Linked DNA regions of Homo sapiens: region 2 is linked to region 1. The links are chromatin loops, found by intact Hi-C in ENCODE. Cell type or tissue: heart left ventricle. All regions are shown on one strand.

The links. A loop is a pair of places that touch in the nucleus more often than their neighbours do. Peaks named below come from ENCODE experiments on the same cell type or tissue, not always from the same donor. Only the 100,000 strongest peaks of a DNase experiment are listed, where the experiment ranks them.
Region 2: a loop joins it to region 1, with 3 times the contacts of the local background. A loop is called at or near these places in 34 of 110 quality-filtered maps.

The regions. Positions count from the first base shown.
Region 1 is chr6:52,814,167-52,816,666 of GRCh38, forward strand. No RefSeq gene overlaps it. Among named protein-coding and RNA genes, the nearest start is that of GSTA1, 12 kb to the left of the region's middle. RefSeq lists an enhancer at 1,416-1,465. In heart left ventricle, a CTCF peak has its summit at 1,507 (motif pointing right); no DNase peak of the experiment used is centred here.
Region 2 is chr6:53,053,822-53,056,321 of GRCh38, forward strand. The region is part of intron 1 of CILK1 (ciliogenesis associated kinase 1); the gene reads right to left. Among named protein-coding and RNA genes, the nearest start is that of CILK1, 6.8 kb to the right of the region's middle. In heart left ventricle, no CTCF peak of the experiment used is centred here; no DNase peak of the experiment used is centred here; H3K27ac peaks cover 204 bases.

The sequences.
Region 1 (2,500 bases):
GTTAAATCTCTCTGTGTCTCAGTATCCTAATCTATGAAATGGGAATACTTATGGTACCTATGTTATAGGTTGGTATGAAGATTAAATTTCAAAGTCATGCAAAGCACTCAGAAAAGTAGCAAGTGTGTAAGTGCTCATTAAACATACACTATTAGGATTCTGAAGTATGGCTGCTATTTCATATCATCCTTAAAAAAATTAAATCAATCTAATATTGATGAAAATATACTCTATTGCTGATCTATATCAGTGATTTAAACTTTGAAATAAATCACACCTTGTCCTGAGTGTAGTCACTTTGGTTGGAATGGCAGCCAGCAATAAGGCTGTCTCAATCTGATCAGAAGCTCTGAGTGGATGCAGGTATTTAATACAACTATGAAAACCAGTTATTGCATAACAATGCAGTTGACTTAATAGGCAGAATCTATAAAAATAAAAGTCAAAGTAGACACTTACCAAGATTTCCTGTATTTCACTGTTGATATGATCTGGTACCAATCTTGACTCTGCCTCAAAATAGCTGTGTGATCTGGGAATCATCACTTAACATCTTCAAGCCTTAGTTTCCTCATCTGCAAAATGGGGATAGAATATTTTCTTAAACAGAATATTGTAATGTTTTCAAAATGCATGATACAGGGCCTGACCCGCGTGCATCAACATCAAGTAATAAATGGTAGTTGTGTTTGCAGTGGTTACTTATAGTTTAATGGAGTTCTTTACGGTGAAAGTTCAGGAATTTGGGGGTTTCTAGCTTGCTCCATGGAACAGTTTGTTGTGGATCTATGATCGCACAGGACCAGGATGTGGAGATCATGGGGGGTGTGTGCCAGCAATTAATAAAGCGTCCAATTCAGGACAAACCTAAGGAACGGTGGGTGGTCCTGGCAGGAGGGTGACCGAGGTGGGGTGGGATTGGCAAGTGGGATGTGCTTGTGAGGCTGAGGACTGGGTTGTGATCATCAGCCTTAGGGCACTGAGACCCCAGAAGCCTGAGCAAGGTCTGCAGTCAGCCCTGCCCCCGCCTTCAGTCAAGCTGGTTGGAGGCCAGGGAGTCTGGGTTCCTCCCAGCCTTGCCCCTCCCTCCCTCCTGCTGAACTCTTCCTACCCGGGCTCTGAACACATCCCTGAGCTGTAGAGCTGATGTCTGGGTGACAGGGTATTCATTCATACAAAGAAAACAACCTGGAATGGCAGTGTTTGGATTTCTTGTGTGCTTATTTCTTCATAGGATTGAGAAAGGGTGAGGCTAAAGTCCCAGGCCCTCGTGAAGCAATGAAGAAAGTGCCTTCCCAAGGTTCAGGCCCACACGGCGCTGTGAGGCTGAAGGGGCGCGCTAGAACTTCCTTTCACAGGATGCCACCTCACCTGAAACCCTCCTTTTCGGCTGCCACCCGAGGGACAAGATCTCCTGAGTCTGTCCATGAGTTACCCCGAGGAAAACCCTCAGGCAGCCCCTGAGGGACTCTGTTCTGGACTTGGAAGTGTTTTTCTCAGTGACACCTCTAGAGGGCAGCACTCAACGGAGTCCCACAGACACCTCCCAGCATTTCCTGCTCAAACACTGGAAGGATGACCTGGTAACGCTGGGGACTGCTTGGGTGTTCTCCTGGAAGCTCCTGATTTTAATCACCTGTTTACTTGTCTCCATTCTTATAGGTATGTAGGCTACTCGAGAGCAGGAACTGAGTCTGTCTCGTTCACTGTCTATCATCAGAACCTCACACAGCACCTGGCACTTAGTAGGTGCACAACAAAATAATCATCGAATTAATATACTCAGTCTTTAACAGGTTATTTGTTATAATCCACTGCCTTCCACCTCTCATGTGTGGTATGCATTTTAACTTTACATTCACTTCCTGATATACATTTTATCCCCTTATTACATAAATTTCTAACATGTATAAAAATAACACAAAAGTATCACGACCTTCCTTGTATTCCTCTCATAGAATCAGTAACTACCAATGTTATTGAAAAGAGTCAAACTCTGTAAAATATTTGGAGATTTATTCTGAGCCAAATATGAGTATCTAGTGCCTGAGATACAGCCCTCAGGAGATTCAGAGACCGTGTGGTCGAGGTGGTGAGGGTACAGCTTAATTTTACACATTTTCAGGAGACATGAGACATCAATCAAATATATATAGATGTACATTGGTTTGGTATGGAAAGGAGGGATACTGGAAGTGTGGGTTTCCAGGTTGTGTGTAGATTTAAAATTTGTCTGATTGGCAGTTGGTTGAAAGGGTTAAGTTACTATCTAACCACCTGGAATCAATAGAAAGGAATGTCTAGTTTAGGATAATAAGGGGTTGTAGAGAACAAAGTTTTACCCTGCAGATGAAGCCACCTGGTAGCAAGTTTCAGAGAAAATGATTGTACTTGTTTCTTATCAGACTAAAAAAGTTTGTTCTGTTAGTAATTCCAAAAGAGATGAGGTATAATGAGGCTTGTCCAACCCCCTCCACTTCCCATCATGGCCTAAATTCAT
Region 2 (2,500 bases), 240 kb after region 1:
GGACTGGTTCCAGTTTCCACTCAGCACTGATCTGCTGTGCCTCGGGGCATCTCTTGGTCCTTGAGTTTACTTTTGGTGGAATTAGGGCATGGGACTTGCTCTAAGGTGGTTTCTTCCTCTAAAGCTGTGTGATTCTGTGACTCTGTATCAGGAATTGAGCTAGCATTTGTCTAAGAAAAAAAAAAGGATAAATGTTTCTGCTTTTTGCATCACATGAACAAAGGTTAGCGGAGAAGACAGTGCCACCGAAGGACCCTGTATGCTACACACCTTTCTTTCAAGAGATGCACAAGTGCCCCAGTGCCTCAGCCAGGCCCCAGTAAACATTAAACATCGATTCCTTCTCTTTCGAGCTCACATGTCACCTCTTCCAAGCCTCCTGCCCCAACCTACACATATAGACCCGAGAATGGTCCTCTCCCTTGATGCCATAGTGCCTTGTCCTCACCTCACTGCCAGCCCCTTCCCCGTGGCAATGACCTGCAGGTGTACCCTCTGCTTCAGCCTCGACACTCTCCAAGACTGCTTCATCTTTGTCTTCTCACTCCACTTGCAGTAGCAAGTCCTCAAAGATTGTTTGAAGGGCCCAAATGTGAGTTTTAGTCTTTGCTATTATTTTCTGTACCACCTTGGCTAAGTACCTCAAAATTCTCAGTGCTTCTATTTTGTCATACACAAAACAAAGATAAACTGTTGGGCCCAACTAAAAGTTCTGAAGTTCTGAAGTGGAAGAACAGTGAATACCACAGAATAGCTGGGGCAGGCAGGCAGCCTGGGCCCTCCCACAACAATGCCAAGATGACTGAGTCTCAGAGGATCACAGAAAGTCCCCCTCCATGCGGTCAGATCAGGCCTTTGGCCTTTGGGTAAGGCTGTACTCAACTACCAAAGAAAGACAGCTTTATCTCTCTTTCAAAGAGTTCCAGCAAACCTTTGAAGTCAATGTTATGATGTTCCTGGCTAGGTGACATTGGGGAAAAGCTTCCTGTGATTTGCCCCAATTCCCTCCCCTCAGCGTCAATCCTCGGTGGAGGCAAAGAACATTTGCTCATGGCCAGCAGCTCACATCAGGTGCCTTGCTCATTCACAGCCTAAAAAATGGAGGCGAGGGGCAGGGAAAATTGTAGTTCATTCTTTATTTTGAAACCTTAATCAATGAATTAATGCCATCATTACACATTTTCTAAGACAGGAGACAAAAAGTTACAGCAAACTTGGGGTTCTCTGGGAGTTGTGGTTTACCAGGCCCACTGACACCATTCAGTTCCTTAGAAGGAGCTTGTCTCCCTTTGCATTAATTATCTTACATTGAAAAGATTCTGTTACTTTCATTTATCCTCCTAGGAAAAGTGGATTATATGCAAAATCATTAGATGACCCTTCTCATGGTAATTCTGAGTTCCATTTTACCTTTACAGGTTTATAATTAGACTTCGTATTCTAGGTTTGAATGTGTCCTAACTTTACAAAAGTCAGTGAATACTGTTAATTTCTTTTAAAAAGGTACTAGAAATAGTATATCCGGGTTTATGTTTTTCTCCTGGACCTAATTCTTCTGCCTCTGTACATTTTAGCAAGCAAACCTTTTAAGCATTTTGCCTCTTGGACTACTGCTTTTTTTCTGCATAAGGAATAGCAGTTACAAAGCCAAAAGGACCTTCTTTACATGGATCTTGCTTTGTCTTTACCTTGACAGAGGAGTGAATTAAAGATGCATTCAGCTATTGCATCAACTGGATGTTAACAAGAGAAGATAATCCGTTACATGATGTGCCTTCTTCTGTGCCCCAGAAACTTCTTCATACCTTTACCATCCCTCTCCTCTTTCAATCCCAGCTTCTGAAAAAAGAACTCGTCCTGCACTAGGTCCTTAATCCCATGAGAAGCTTCCATAACTCCCTGTCGCTTCTCTTACAATATAAAAGGTGCTCACGCCTTGAACCTTAAAAAAGTTCTTCAATCACTTGCAGATGATTTTTAAACTAGGACACATAGTTGGCTTTGGTGGACTGTAAAGAACTGAAGTAAAGGCGAAATGTTAAAAAAAATAAAAAATAAAAAAACAGCCAGAAAAACAAACCTTTACCCTGCCATGTGTGAAACTGTAGATGAGCTAGAACGAGAGTCCCCAGCTTAATGAAAACTGCCGAGGGTGGCAATAGTCCTGCTTGCCTGTGTTTCAGGGGTGGGCAAGATAAGGGATAGTGAAGATAGGGGAGTGACTAAGAGCATATCACAAGTTCATGTAGATAGTAACTTTCATGATACTGGCAAATAAGTAGCTGGACGTTACACAATAATACTTTACCTTTCTGGTTCTAACGCATTATCTTTTACGGTAGTTACAAGGACAGCCACATGTTATCAGTATTTATATGCTATTACAACACATTTGACTAAGGAGCTGATCTCAGTGTAAGATGCTTTGCTAGCATGTATACAAAAAATCAAAATGAATTAAAGGAAGTAAAGGCTTAATGTAAAAATAAAATAGGGCAGG